4 separate regions of the Mus musculus genome follow, and all the other regions are linked to region 1. The links are chromatin loops, found by intact Hi-C in ENCODE. Cell type or tissue: left cerebral cortex. All regions are shown on one strand. Each heading gives the region's core, and the rest is flanking DNA. Links, peaks and the distances in the headings are about the cores only. Region 1 overlaps Sec1 (secretory blood group 1). Region 2 holds the start of Bax (BCL2-associated X protein). Region 3 has its middle 3.9 kb from the start of Bax. Region 4 holds the start of Gm31479 (a long non-coding RNA gene).

Region 1 (3,866 bases), core at 873-3,372:
AAACACAAACAAAACCAGAGAAACTAGCAGGACACGCTGGGTGCAGGGCGCTCACACCCATCCTCAGACCTCTTGTCTCAGCAGCGGCACAGTTACTTTGCTCGAGCTGTTTCTTTTTTCTTTTATTTCTTTCTTTCTTTTTTTTGGTTTTTCGAGACAGGGTTTCTCTGTGTAGCCCTGGCTGTCCTGGAACTCACTCTGTAGACCAGGCTGGCCTTGAACTCAGAAATCTGCCTGCCTCTGCCTCCCGAGTGCTGGGATTAAAGGCGTGCGCCACTGTGGGCCTGCAGTATACCCACACCAGTGGCTGCACTTCTAATATCCTCCCATCATGCCCAGCCCACAAGGAACGATTGCTTCTGCTACACCCCAGGTGCTAGTGAACATGGGAGAACAAAAGAGAACTCTCCACTTGTGCATTACAGAGGCTGGAACAGGCTGTGCTTACACAGACCAGACTTGCCATGTGATTTTGCTTCCTATGGGCTCAGGTTCATTGTTCAGCTCAGTCTGTGTGCCTCAGTTTCTTCTTTTGTAAGATGAGACTGGCCATAGTACCCATGAGCATTGCATTCTCTCATTGTCTGTGTTATAACAGATTCAGTCTGCCCAGAGCTCCTGACTCTGCAGCTCTGGGTAGACCTGTGCCTGCCAAGAGCAGTCAAATATAGCAAGTGAGACAAGCACCTGCTTCTGGGCCAGGACTCGGGGGGTGGGCAGTGCCAACTTCCTGTTTCTGAAACACTCTATAATAAGAGGTAGGCCTTATCAGTTTGGCCTTTACGTGTAGGTCTGTGTTCAACCTGTTTCCTGGTAATCACTTCACTGGAATAGAATTTGCATATCTAAGAATCCACCCGTGTCAGTGTTCTCCTAGTTCCACTAGTGTGGCCTCTGGTGTGCTCAGAGCTGACTAATACCTGCTTCATCCCAAAGACTGTTTGTCCACAGCCCTGGCTGTGTCCCCTCTGCTACCTTACTTAGCTAAGCTGGTCTTGTCTCCGTGACTTGCTGAGCCACGTAGTTAGTATGTGGAAGGGTACATCATCCGGCCTGGCGACTCCTGCTTGTCCTTGGCCTGTCACTATGTGAGTTTGTATGGGTTACCTTCATTTCCTGCCTGTGATGGACAATGCTGTCATAGCTCACGATGTGGATGCTTTTTGGTTCCCTTGAGCACCTCTCTGGGGTGGCACTGCTGGGTCAAATGTGGCTGGTTTCAGGAAGCAGCAGCAGGTGTTAGAGTCCCATTTCTCCATCTGCTTTCCTTTGCTACTGACTGGCTGTGGTGGGCACCATGCAGTGTGGGCCCTCACTGAGGAGACCACGGTTTTAACCTGCAGGCTCTGCCTTGGCACTGCTGGGCTTGTGTGGACTCTGATATGCACAACTCATCTATGCTGGGTAGCTTTTCTCATCAACATGACATAAGTTACCAGGGACCTTTCTGACTGAGAAAACACCTTCATCAGATAGCCTGTAGGGGAGTTATGGGGGCATTTTCCTGATTAATTATTATGGGAGGTCCAACCTCACCATGGGCAGTGTCACCTCTGGGCAGGTGACCCTAGGTTATAGAAGAGCAAACCACAGACAGCAAACCACTAAACAGCACTGCTCCATGGTCTTCGCTTCAGTCCCTGCCTCCAAATTCCTGCCGTGAACTCCTGTTCTGACTTCCATTTATGATGGACTGTAAACTTCAGACTGAAACAAACCCTTTCCTCCCTAGGTTGCTTTTGGTCCTGATGTTTATCACAGCAGCAGAAAAAAGACTAACGCACCACCCTAAGGATAAGGCAAACAACCGCTTCCTCTCTTTATGTATCCAGACTCCAGCTCTCTCAGGGCCCCACAAAGTCTTCAGGTGTCTGCTGCACCATACTGATATCTGCTCTCTCCTGCTTATTCTCTGTCCAAGCCTCAGTATTAGGCAGGCCCCCTCAGCTCCTGTATCCCAGGGCCTTACTTTATTATTAACCATTTCTGGAAGTCAGAACATTCTTGGAGTTTAACTTGGGTTCCCAGAAAGGTCAGGCAGCTCTGACCACAGGACACAGCACAGCACACACACCAAGTCTCACAGAAATACAATGCTCGCCAGCACTACACTGCCTCACTTGCCCGCAAAGCAAACCCATCCTCCCCCACCCCAGCTCCTTCTTTTCTCATTGCAGTCATTTTCTTTCTCCTGGCTCTCTAGCCAACTCGAAGTGGATCGCCCAGCCCAGCCAGAGCACCAGGGAGCAGAGCTGGGCCAGAGAACCTGGGCAGAGAAGAGAAAGGGCTCAAGATGGCTTTGGGAGAGGGAGTGGATCTCGGAACACTTCCTGGTAAAGGCAGCAGCTTTGGGAAGTGCTCTGTTGCTGCCATCTTGAGGTGACGCCCAGCCTTCATCCGGCTATGCCGAGAGCGCCCTCTGGAGGCTGTTCCACAGCAAGGCCTGGAAGACTCAGTGGAGAGGCTGTGCTACCCACCTCCTTTGCCTGAGGCTGCAGACAGAGACCCTCTACTGTGGAGAGCAAACAGGCCTGAGCTCTCCCGAGGCTTGACCCTGTGAGGGTTAGGGTCTCGATACTTGGGGAGCTCCATAGCACCTCTGAATTAAGGACCAGCCACTTCCTGGGTGGGCTTGGCTTCCCCACAGCTGATGCTTTCTGGGGGTCCCCCAGCCAGCTCAGGCACCCAGAGCAAAGTGAGGAGGAGAACTCCCTCTGGAGACAGCGTAGGGACTTACCACGCTAGGCAGGCAGGATCCTGCAGCAGACCCAGACCTTCTCTGGATGTCTGACAGCCATCTGTCCTGCTCCACAGCGAGCCATTCGCAATTGTCTACAGAACAGACCAGCTTCCCGTCTTTCTGTCTAGAAGGTGGCCTGACAGTGCCAAGGCTGGGGCAAACCGGGGAGGACTTGCTGGACCCACAAGTCCCACGTGTCACCCTATGGCTCACACAGCCCTTGCTGGGGACATGGGTCTCAGATGTGGGATCCGTTGGCCTGAGCCTTCTCTTAAAGCTTAGTCCTCCTGCATCTGTGGGTCTTGTAGCTCTCATTTGTCCTTGTCCCTGCTCCTCTAAGATCCCAGCCTCAAGGGTCACCCGGCAGTACAGAGGGATCTCTTACTCCCAGGGCACCAGGTCCCTGAGTCTTGTCCTGGGCCAGTTCTGCACACTGGCAAGACAGTAGCTATGAATGGGGTGGGTGCTCAGGAACAAACCACACATATTCTCATCTTGCTCAGAGAGAAACCACAACACTCAAATGTTCAGACACAACAAGTTGTGGAAGTGTTTCAGGCTAAAAGCCCTGGGGCCTTTATCCACCAGTGGCTGGGGGGAGGGGGGAGCTGCCTTTGGCTTTTGCTACCTTCTTTTCCTCCCCAAGTTCAGCCAGGCTGAAAGTCTTCTCCGCTGCCCTCCTTGCAGGTAGCACTGGCCTCTGGTTTCCCCTACAGCTGATCTGAGGCTGGGAATTTTAGAGCTTGAAAGCAACTGACCTTAACACCGAGTTAACGCACTTGGGGCAGGAGGATGCAGGATGGGGAGGGGCTGGCTGGCTTGGGGTCGGCCAAAAGCAGGGGCTGGCAAGCTAAACTCCAGAGGTGCTGGGGCAAGTGGGAACAGGCCAGGACCCCAATCCCAGAACCCCAAGCTGTAGTCATACCCCTACCTGCTTGGATCCTTCTAGGCCGGCTTGTTTGGGGCCACCAAGCTTCAAGCCTGCTGGGGGCGACAGTGCTCCTGTCCCACGCAGTCTCGGGTGGCATGGCTGGCAAGGGTCCCTGTGGGAAAGCGTGGCTGCTGTTGGCTAGGGTTTGGGTGGGCGGTAGTGTTGGATTCTGCGGGCTCTGCTTTCAGCTCCCGC
Region 2 (3,292 bases), core at 1-2,500, 220 kb before region 1:
GCCATCAAGGAAGGGCTAGCTTGCGCTGTTTGGAGCAGAGTTCAGGTGCTGGAGATAGCCCACCACACATTAGGGCCGATACATTTGTGGAATGACTAAATGAAGGTACAGGCATTTATTACACAGCCATCTCTCTCTGTTCCCTGGTCCTCACAGACCTGAGCGGGGTGCACCTCTGGGCTCGTCCGGCTGCCTACCTTGAGCACCAGTTTGCTAGCAAAGTAGAAGAGGGCAACCACGCGGCCCCAGTTGAAGTTGCCATCAGCAAACATGTCAGCTGCCACCCGGAAGAAGACCTCTCGGGGGGAGTCCGTGTCCACGTCAGCAATCATCCTACAGGACAGGGGCAAACAGACGCTGGGTGAGATGTCGGGCCCAGTATGGGAGTTCCCACATTTTCCCCCAGACTACAGAGAAGGACACAAGGACCAGCCCAGGCTGAAACTATGGCTAGCAGACTGGGAAGGAGACAAGACGTACACCTAAGAAAGCAAAGAAAGTGGGACCTTGAATTGTAAATTCAGGGTCCTGGGGAATGTGGACTGGGGCTTGACTGAGCAAAAGCATGTTTTCCTAAATATCTACACGTGGAGAGCTGGGTCATGGCTCAGCCGTGAGGGGCTGGACCCACGGCTTCATGGTCCAGCATTTGCACAGCATCCACAAGTGAGAAGCTCAAAGGTAGAGAGCTCCACCTAGCAGTCACCAGTGAGGGGCTGTGAGCACAGCCTGGTAGCAGAGCACCGCCTACTAGAACCCGCCATAACCAGCTGGAGGTATGGCACCTGCCAAGCATCCACGAGCAAGAGACTGACACCCACCAAGCAAGGGATGCGGCTCAAGGGTAAGGGGCTGGCCCACCACGTAAACAAGCTCTGGATTCTATCTGAGTTGAGTGGAGGATACCTAGTCTCTTGGGAGAAGAACAACAGTGCCCAGTTCGGCAGGAGACCCCTTGACGGACCCCAGGTCCCAGGAAGCACACCTCTGCAGCTCCATATTGCTGTCCAGTTCATCTCCAATTCGCCGGAGACACTCGCTCAGCTTCTTGGTGGACGCATCCTGGGGCGGCTGCTCCAAGGTCAGCTCAGGTGTCTCCCCAGCCATCCTCCCTGCTCGATCCTGGATGAAACTACATGTGAATGGAAAGGGGGGAGAGGAGCAGAATGTTGAGAACCAAGCGGTGTTCTGAAAGCCCATCCCGCCACACTAGTAGCATCGCACTCACCCCTGTAGCAAAAAGGCCCCTGTCTTCATGATCTGTTCAGAGCTGGTGGGCCCTGGGGGAGAGAGGAGGAAAGGGGTGCCTGGACTCCTGGGTCCCAGGGAGAGTCAGGGGGATGGATAGGTAGGCTCATAACCCTGAGGGGAGACAGAGCTGGGGACCCTAGTAGTGACAAGTAGCATGGAAGGCCTGGCTACTGCTTCTGATGGACAGGGGGCGGGACCCGGCCTGCATCCCAGCTCCACAGCAAACCCAGAGAGCAGAATGCCAAAAGCAAACAGACCCCCAGCTGGGGGTGGGAGGAGGTGGCGCTGGCCTTCTGTCCCATCCCAGGCCACCAGCAGGAAGTGGCGCCAGCGACAAGCCCGGGCCTGCCCGGGGGCGCGCACGCGGATGTCCGCTCTCGGGGTGCGGATGAGCCGGTGGGAATGGATCCGCGCGCCCCAGCCTGCTCCCGCCCGAGCCCAAAGCCGGAGGGGTCCTAGGGTTCTTGGACCGGGCCTAGTCCTCCGCCTCCCGCCTCACCGCCGCTCCCAAGCTGCTCCCCGGACCCGTCCATCACTGCCGCTGCCTCTCGCCGGGTGCGCCCCGGCGGCTGCGGCGCACCACGGTCACGTGACTGATCGTGGACGTGCGGCCCTCACGTGGGTGCCCCGCAACATGGCCTCCGCCCCGCAGGACTAGTCACGTGATCATCATCGCTCGCTGCAGGGGCGGGGCCGCGGGTACTAAATGAACGCATGCGCGGATCGACCTTAATCCGAACTGATGCCCAGAGTTGGTTGTTTCCCCCCCCGCCCCCATTATTTCTTCTTCCCATAGATTCATGGTAGAGAGCACTAAGGAGGTTAAAGCAGAATTGCCGCAAGTTCAAAGCTTGCCTGGGATATGCTTGTCATCCCAGCATTGAGAGGCTGAGGCAGGACGGGAGTATTGCCTCGAGCTCAAAACCAACCTGCACTATAAGAGATTGCTCCAATCTGGGGAGAAAAAAAAAAAAACCAGTTGACCAGAGTGATGGTCCATACCTCTGATAGAGTGAAGCAAGAAGATTGCTAAAGAGTTCGAGGCAAACCTGGATAAAATAGTTTGAGTCCAAGCTGCACCATTAAGTAAGAATCTATCTCAAAACACAAAAACAGGCTGTACGTGGTGGCTACAACATCTTTAATTTCAGCCTTGGGAACTACAAGCAAGCAGATGCCTGTGAAATTGAGACATCCTAGAAGCAGTCCTTCTAGGCTCCGCCCCATAGTTACCTGGCAACAGTCAGGTATGCCTAGCCTACTATATAAGGACTGTTTGCCCCCTCCTCGCTCTCCTGCTCACTTACTTACTTGTCTTATTCTCTTACTTCCTGCCCCTTCTCTCCCTGCCCTGTTTCTCCTTCTCTCCTCTTCCCCGCCTTCCAGGTGTTCCTGGAGGGCCTCTTCTCTCTCCACTACTTCTCCTCCCCTCCTTTCTCTCTCTCTCCTCCTTTCCCAACTCTACTTCCCATGTCCTAAATAAACTCTATTCCATACTACATCATCTGGTGCTACATACTACATGGCCGGTACTTCAGGAGGAAGGGATTTCTCAGTGATGGGCCCTCTGAGGTACCCTTCTCACCTCACCATACCTCACTCATACCTTACAAAACACAAGTCTACATAGCAAGTGACAGGTCAATTAAGTTAGATACTGAGATCCTTAATCAAAACAAGAAACCGGGAGGAAGATGGGAGTTGCAAAGAGACCCTGGTATGGTGGCCCATACCTGTAACCCCAGAACATGGAAACCTATGAAGAATTGCTGTGAATCTGAAGCCAGCCTAGGATGCCAAGCAAAAGGAAGAGGAGGAGGAGGAAGGAGAAGAGGAGGAAGAAGAAAAAAGAGTCAGATGGTGGTTGTGTATGCTTTTAATCCCAGCCCTCAGAACGCAGGAAGGTAGATCTCTGAGTTCGAGGTCAGCCTGGACTACAAAGCCAGTTCCAGGACAGCCATGGCTACTTAGAGAAACCCTGGTTTGGAAAAAAAAAAAAAAAGAAGAGAAAGAAAAAAAAGAGAAGAAGGAGGAAGAGGAG
Region 3 (3,866 bases), core at 725-3,224, 210 kb before region 1:
CTTTTCTTTTCTTTTCTCTTTTTTTAACCACTGGGTTTTATTATGCTTCACAGCACTGTAATTAATTTTGTGTGCAGTGTTTTCGTTCATTGCTGGTGGCTCTCACCTACCTTGGTTTCCCAAGAAGACTGTATTCATTTGTTCTCAATTCCCTAGAAACTAGCACACTGCTTGACACATGGTGATCTCCAAATGTATCCTTTAATGCCTGGCTGATGTACTAGAGACAGTGGCTGCCTTTGAAACTCAAGTCTTCTCAGAAGTCAGATATGTCCCTGGGCCTTGAGAGGTGTTTCACATGAAAATCAATCAATCAACATAGCTGGGCATTGCGGTGCATGGTTTGAAACCTAGCACACAGGAGGGAGATGCAGGACCATCTCTCTGAGTTCAAGGACAGCCAGAGCAGGAACGTCACACCAGCAGGGCCTAGCCACATCACATCCATAGTCAACAGCAAAGTGTGGTGAATGAATGTATCCAGGTCAATGCTGAGTTTACTTTCTCCACTCCTACATAGTCCAGAAGTCCCTGCCTAGGGAATGGAGTCACCCACAGTGGGCTGAGACTTGGCGCTTCAATCAACAAAGATAATTCCCACAAACAAGCCAACCTAATCTAGACTTTCTTCCCTTCATACCCTTTTCCTAGCCAGGTGTGGTGGTGCACACCTTTAGTTCCAGCACTCGGGAGGCAGAGGCAGGCAGATCTCTGTGAGTTGAAGGCCAAACCAGTCTCCATTGTGAGTTCTAGGATAGCCAGGCTGTTACACAGAGAAGTCTGGTCTCTAAAACCTGCCCTTCCCCCAAAGGATACTCTTCCTAGGTGATTCTAGGCTTTATCTAATTAACAACGATAAAAATCACAGCACAGGGGGCTAGTGAGATGGCTCAGTGGGTAAGAGCACCCGACTGTTCTTCCGAAGGTCCAGAGTTCAAATCCCAGCAACCACATGGTGGCTCACAACCATCCGTAACGAGATCTAACTCCCTCTTCTGGGGTGTCTGAAGACAGCTACAGTGTACTTACATATAATAAATAAATAAATCTTTAAAAAAAAAAAATCACAGCACAAAAGAGGCCCTAGTTTTTATGCATGTATTATTGCAATCCAGCCTGGCTCTCAAACGTGTGACCTGTACTTTACCAAGTAAGCCTTCTCCCTATCCTTGTCTTCTCTGTGGTGTGTGTACACGTGTAGTGACAATTGTGGAATTTTGGCTGCGTTAAAAAACACAAGCCGGGGGCTGGTGAGATGGCTCAGTGGGTAAGAGCACCCGACTGCTCTTCCGAAGGTCCAGAGTTCAAATCCCAGCAACCAAATGGTGGCTCACAACCATCTGTAACATGATCTGACTCCCTTTTCTGGTGTGTCTGAAGACAGCAACAGTGTACTTACATATAATAATAAATAAATCTTAAAAAAAAAAAAAACACAAGCCGGGTGTGGTGGCACACGCCTTTAATCCCAGCACTGGGGGGGGTGGGGTGGGGGGGGGAGCAGAGGCAGGCGTATCTCTGAGTTCGAGGCCAGCCTGGTCTACAGAGTGAGTTTCAGGACAGCCAGGTCTACACAGGTCTCGTAAAACCAAAAAGCAAACAAACAAACAAACAAAACAAAAAACAAAAAAACCCACAGAAATATTTCAAGAATATGTTTTCATTTTAATCTCAAGGATGGGGTATGAGGCTCCTTTAGATCGTGTGGGGATTTTTAAGAGGGTCTATAAATGCTTGAGGCCTGAGAGGTAGGGTGGGTTGTTGATTGCTGATGGTCACAGCTTATTAAGTAGTCGTGCACAAAAAAAGGAACAAGAAGAAATTAGATATCCTGACATCGCAGATCAAATTTGAGTCTCTGATTCTCTGGTCTCCACCTCCCAAGTGCTAGCACACACCTTTATGCATAGTTTATAAAGTTCTGAGGACTGGGCCCAGGGCTCAGTTGTGTGCTAGGCAGGAACTCTACCAACTGACCTTCATCTCAGCCCCAAGTTTCCCATTTTCATGCCTTGACTGAGCTAGCATTGAGCCTCATGAGGAAGATATGACATCCAAAGTATAGTTGTCATCAGGACAATGGTTATTCGCCACCATAATAGAAGTTAAAAGGCAAAACACTGAATTGGAAGGTGTGGTTTTAGTTAAAGGTCTGTTTTATTTTTAGTTAATACATATGTACACGAGTGCAGTGCCCACCAAAACCAGAAGAGGGTGCCAGATTCTCTCCAACTGAAGTTAGCTCTGTAAGCCAGACTGATGTTCTCTTTAGAACAACCAGTGCTCTTAACTGCCGAGATGTCTTTCCAGCCCAAAGTTCTGTATTTTTGTTAAAGCTGAAACTATCCCATTGAAGCACTTCCAAGCAGGATGTAGTACACTTAGTATCTCTGTTTCCTGATAAGGAGACATCAGCCAGTTGAGAGGACATTGAAGAATGTAGTTTAGGCTCTGTGACCCACACACTTGCTCTGCTGTGGGCACTCACACAGGCTGTGAACTCCAGCACTCACATCCACAATTTGTTTGTTTTTTGAGACACGAGACAGGGTTTCTCTGTGCGGCCCTGGCTGTCCAGGGACTTCCTCTGTAGACCAGGCTGGCGCAGACCTCCACCTGCCTCTGGGATTAAAGTTGTGTGATACCATATCACCCAACATCACACCCAGACTTAATCAGTCCCAAGCAAGGGAAGCAAGCTCAAGGAAAGAGCAAGCATGATGGAGCTACCCTGGCAATATTAGTCACCAGGTATTCCAGATTTCTTCAAGGCCACTTTGGGTCTCTCATAGTAGGGTAACAGGTCGGTGGAAAATCACCCTGCCTCTGACCTGTCCCCGAACCAAGGACTTGGAAATCTTTACCCCATGACTCAGGGTTAATGGCCAAGCAATAATCCTGGCTAATCTGTACATCACCACTAGTGCACTGTGCATGCTCTGAAGACCCTACCCAAGCCTGCCCCTCTGCCCAGCCCAGGGCTGTCTCTGTTCTGGTCAGAGGTAGCTGCCGTTGTGGGTTTCTCCCCAAGAATCCTGTGTGAGGAGGAGTGTTGCATGGTATGACTGAGGTTCCCCTTGGCTCCCCATCACCCAGGTACCCTTGCACCAGGAAGCTCTTTCATTCATTCTTTCCAAAGAAGCAGCCTGGTGAGGCTGAGGCTGGACAGACAGGGTTAGGGGTTAACAGAGAAAACAAAGGCAAGATGACTTTCAGGAGCCCAGATGTCAGGGGCTGTGTGGGAACAAGAAGCAACTTTGGAACTCATGGAAAATGGCCCAGTGGTTAGCGTAATCACCGCAGGTGTGCCTGGGAGAGGCAGGGTCCCAAGGACTCCATGCTCTGAGGACTTGACTCTCTTATGGAGTTTCTCTCTGCTTGTTGCCCTTGAGGTCACCACTTTGCCCATAATCTACGGGTTGTATGGAAACTCTAAGGGGGTTTCCAGTCCCTCACTGGGCAGTGTCTGTAACTGTTAGGACTTTCTAGGCCAGCCAGCTCCCAAATAATGACAAAGAGACCATTTATTAATTATAAAAGCTTTACAGGCCTTAGCTTACTGGTTCCCAACTAGCTCTTATAACATAAACTAACACTTTTATATTAATCTATGTTCTGGGCTGGAGAGATGGCTCAGTGGTTAGGAGCACTGACTGTTCTTCCAGAGGTTCTGAGTTCAAATCCCAGCAACCACATGGTGGCTCACAACCATCTGTAATGGGATCTGATGCCCTCTTCTGGTGTGTCTGAAGACAGCTACAGTGTACTCACATACATAAAATAAATGAATCTTTAAAAAAAAAAAATCTATGTTCTGTAACGTGGCTTGTTATTTCTCCTCTGGCTTCTTCTGTGTCTCACTGGCA
Region 4 (3,866 bases), core at 723-3,222, 89 kb before region 1:
GTTCAGAGGTAAGAGCACTGGCTGCTCTTCCAGAGGTCCTGGGTTCGATTCCCAGCAACCACATGGTGGTTCATAGGCATCTAGAATAAGATCTGGTGCCTTCTGGCCTGCAGGCCTATATGTTAGGCAAGGCAGAACATTGTATACATAAAAACAAAACCATAAATCCATCATAACTGAAACACCAGGTCAATGTAGATGGTAGAAGTTTATTGTAATCAATCAGACTTGGTTGCCGAGCGATGGCTCTGAAGGGACACTGTGTGTTTAAGCATAAGGAGTTGAGCAGGGGAGTTTCCATCAGTCAGGGTAGGAGTTGGTCCTAGGCCTGGGCACGTGAACTTAGTTCGATCCTGTCAGAGATGGAGAAGTTGTCCCCGAGATATCGGGACAGCTGTTTACAACAGAAACTGTTCAGCTGTTGGGAAGTCCCCAGCTCTGGGAAGTCCCCAGGTCCCCCAGGATTTAGTTCCTCTCTGTGACTAAATGGAGTCTGAAAATGAAATGGTAATGAGACGCTTCTTTTGCTTGTTCCCAACAAAAGCCACTTGGGTTCTTTGTAACTTTCCTGTGCTCATAGTTGGTTCAAAAGCAGCTCATTCACTCTTTACACAGAGCCTGGTCGTCTCCCTTATCTTATGATCTAGAAAGGGCCTGTGGCCCGAGTAACTGAGCCACATCCTGGCTCTTACACTTGGGTTTTGAAGGTTACTCATTTTGTCATAGCAGCAAGTAAGGTTGGTTAAATGGATGACCCTGTAAACATGAAGTGGGTTAAATATTGATTTTTAAATGCATTGATATTTTCTTCATTTTGTGTTTTAATTTGTGATTTAGTAAGCATCCATAGATGTATCCCACACAAAGGAGTGTTTCAAGGAGTCCTCAATGCTTTAAAAAAAACTTTTAGCCAGGCGTGGTGGCACACGCCTTTAATTCCAGCACTTGGGAGGCAGAGGCAGGCAGATTTCTGAGTTCGAGGCCAGCCTGGTCTACAGAGTGAGTTCCAGGGCAGCCAGGGCTATACAGAGAAACCCTGTCTCAAATAACAAAAACAAACAAACAAACAAACAAAAAACCCCAACTTTTATTATTTTATGTGTATGTCTGTTTTGCCTGTCTGAATGTCTGCACTACGAGTGTGCCTGATGCCTAAGGAAGCCAGGAGTCTACTAGAGTCTCTAGGATTGGAGTTGTGACTGTCTCATCATTGCTTGGAACTGAACCTGGGTTCTCTGGAAAATTAGTCGGTGCTCTTCACTGCTGAGCCATTTCTCCAGTCCAGTCCAATGCTTTTTTTTTTTTTTTTTAAATCAGTGTTTTATGTATCCAGACAGGCCTCATACATGAGCAAGTGTGTATGTATACAACACACACATATATGTATGTATAGAGATATAAATATATATTACACACATATGCACACATACATACAGAAATAAAACGAAGCTTTTCTTAATTTATTATCTTAATTTATCCATTGTGCACCTGTTTTTGCCGTGATCAGATGACAGCTTTCAGAGAAGGGTTTCTCCTTTTACTGTATGGTTCAGGAGATGGAACTGAGGTTGTCATGTTTGACAGCAGGAGCCTTTACTTGCTGAGTCACCTCAGTGGCCACAAACCAAAGATTTAAAACACCAGTCAGTCTGTAATTGAGCCCTGGGGAAGCGCTCAGATCAGAAGCGGCTGCCTGGCGCCACCTGGAGGCCAGTATGGGGCACAGCGTCTGCTGGGAAGAAAGGCAACAAGAAAGAATAGTTTATAGACTGAGCTTCCAAAAACTACTGTCAAATGTGTTCATGATTAAAAGGTCTGCATAACGACCACATGAGGAATTGTTGAAAGAATAACTTTAAGTGATTTTTTTTTCAGCAAACAACTTTTTGTTTTTGTTTTGTTTTTTGAGACAGGATTTCTCTGTGTAGCCCTGACTGTCTGGGGCAACTTTAGGTATGTAATCCCATGACTGAAATTCCAGGGCTCCGCACGTGGTGGAGGCTGGAGGATCAGAAGTTCAAAGCTTTTCTGGGCTACGTAGAGTTCATGTTTCAAAATAGCAACGATAAAGAAAATGATCAGGGGCTAGAGAGATGGCCCAGCAGTTAAGAGCACTGACTGCTCTTCCAGAGGTTCTGAGTTCAATTCCCAGCAACTACATGGTGTCTCACAACCATCTGTAATGGAATATGATGCCCTCTTCTGGTGTGTCTGAAGACTGCAACAGTGTACTCACACAAATAAAGTAAATAAATCTTTGGGAAAAAAAGGTTAAAAAATTTTAAAGATATATTTATGTGTTTGTGCCTGCATGAGTTTGTACATGTACACTGTGTGCAAGCAGGTGCCTGAGGAGGCCAGATAGGATGTAGAATCCACTGAAACTGGAGTTACAGGCAGCTGTGAGCCACCATTTGGGTGCTGGGAACTGAACTATGACCTCTTAACTGCTGAGCTATCTCTCCAGTACTGTTTATTTTTAATGTGCAGCTTCCCTCATTCTTTTTGATAATTTTTAATATCATTATTTCTTTGTCACGTGTCACAAAGTGTGGATGTCAGAGGACAACTTCAGTTGGAAATCATTTCTTCCTACTCTGTGGGTCCTAGGCATAAAATTTCCATTGTCAGTCTTGGTGGAGATACCTTTATCTGCTGAGCTGTCTTTTAGCTCAGTTACTGTTCTTTTTTAAGGGATTCTAGGTTGCTAGCGAGATGACTCAGCAGTTAAGAACACTGCTGTTGAGCAGACGAAGCAGGTTCAGTTCCCAGTGTGGTAGCTCACAACTGTCTATCATCTAGTTCCAGAGGATCCCATGGCCTCTTCTGGCCTCCTGTGCATACAGCACACACATGGTGCATATGCATGCAGATGCAAAACACTCATACATATAACATTTAAAGAAAGTCTTTTAGGGCTGGAGAGATGGCTCGGCCGTTAAGAGCACTGACTACTCTTCCAGAGGTCCTGAGTTCAAATCCCAGCAACCACATGTTGGCTCACAACCATCTGTATTGGGATCTTATGCCCTCTTCTGGTGCATCCGAGGACAGATACAGTGTACTCATATCAATGCAAATAAATAAGTTTTTTTTTTTTTTTTTAAAGAAAAATGATCAGCTAGGCTCTTACTGGCATCTGACACTATTTTTTCTCATTATGCATATTTTTACTGTTAATATCAGAAAGTACAGTCACTAGCTGCCAAGTGAGGATGTGAATTTGATCCCAGACAACTGAAGTGCTCTCTCTCTCTCTCTCTCTCACACACACACACACACACACACACACACACACACGCACGCACATACACATACATGCACAGGCATACACCCACACTCAAATATACACCACAGAGAATTAAAAACAGACCAAAAATTGTATGTTAAAATACACAGCAGTTAATAGATAAAATGCATAAATAACTCAAATGTCTACCAACAGATATAATAATTAATAAAAGTTGTATTAACTGGGCTTCTTAGGGTTTCCATTGTTGGGAAGAGATACCATGACCAAGGCAATCCTTATAAAAGTCAACATTTAATTGGGGCTGGGCTTATAGGTTCAGAGATTCAGTTCATTATCACCATGGCAGCTTCCAGGCAGACACTGCTATAGGAGCTAAGATTTCTGCATCTTGTTTGAACGCAAACAGGAAAAAACTGGCTTCCAGGCAGCAAGGAGAAGGGTCTCACATTTCCTCCAACAAGGCCACATGTCCTAATAGTACCACTCCCTGAGGCAACCATATTCAAGCCCCTGGGGTGTAGTGGGACACACCTATAATCCTAACTGTCGGGAGGCGGAGGTAGGCGAATCTGTGAGTTTGAGGCCATCCTGTTCTACAGAGTGAATTCCAGCA

The links. A loop is a pair of places that touch in the nucleus more often than their neighbours do. Peaks named below come from ENCODE experiments on the same cell type or tissue, not always from the same donor. Only the 100,000 strongest peaks of a DNase experiment are listed, where the experiment ranks them.
Region 2: a loop joins it to region 1, with 2.6 times the contacts of the local background. A loop is called at or near these places in 12 of 42 quality-filtered maps.
Region 3: it touches region 1 in a loop (2.1-fold over the local background); 11 of 42 quality-filtered maps call a loop at or near these places.
Region 4: it touches region 1 in a loop (4-fold over the local background); 22 of 42 quality-filtered maps call a loop at or near these places.

What each region holds. Positions count from the first base shown.
Region 1 is chr7:45,680,509-45,684,374 of GRCm38, forward strand. Sec1 (secretory blood group 1) reads right to left here. Exons shown (of 4, transcript NM_001271578.1): 3 at 3,672-3,783. The coding sequence starts at 3,768. Ntn5 (netrin 5) reads left to right here and starts at 3,514. Exons shown (of 7, transcript NM_001358870.1): 1 at 3,514-3,866. In left cerebral cortex, for the core only: a CTCF peak has its summit at 2,417 (motif pointing left); a DNase peak (open chromatin) is centred at 2,402; H3K27ac peaks cover 581 bases.
Region 2 is chr7:45,464,992-45,468,283 of GRCm38, forward strand. Bax (BCL2-associated X protein) reads right to left here and starts at 1,907. Exons shown (of 6, transcript NM_007527.3): 1 at 1,751-1,907; 2 at 1,229-1,280; 3 at 986-1,132; 4 at 198-333. The coding sequence starts at 1,784. In left cerebral cortex, for the core only: a CTCF peak has its summit at 1,544; DNase peaks (open chromatin) are centred at 764 and 1,898; H3K4me3 peaks cover 1,848 bases; H3K27ac peaks cover 1,719 bases.
Region 3 is chr7:45,468,851-45,472,716 of GRCm38, forward strand. No RefSeq gene overlaps it. Among named protein-coding and RNA genes, the nearest start is that of Bax, 3.9 kb to the left of the region's middle. In left cerebral cortex, for the core only: a CTCF peak has its summit at 2,206 (motif pointing right); a DNase peak (open chromatin) is centred at 2,218.
Region 4 is chr7:45,591,641-45,595,506 of GRCm38, forward strand. Gm31479 (a long non-coding RNA gene) reads left to right here and starts at 3,556. Exons shown (of 5, transcript XR_882065.2): 1 at 3,556-3,866. In left cerebral cortex, for the core only: a CTCF peak has its summit at 1,708 (motif pointing left); a DNase peak (open chromatin) is centred at 1,679.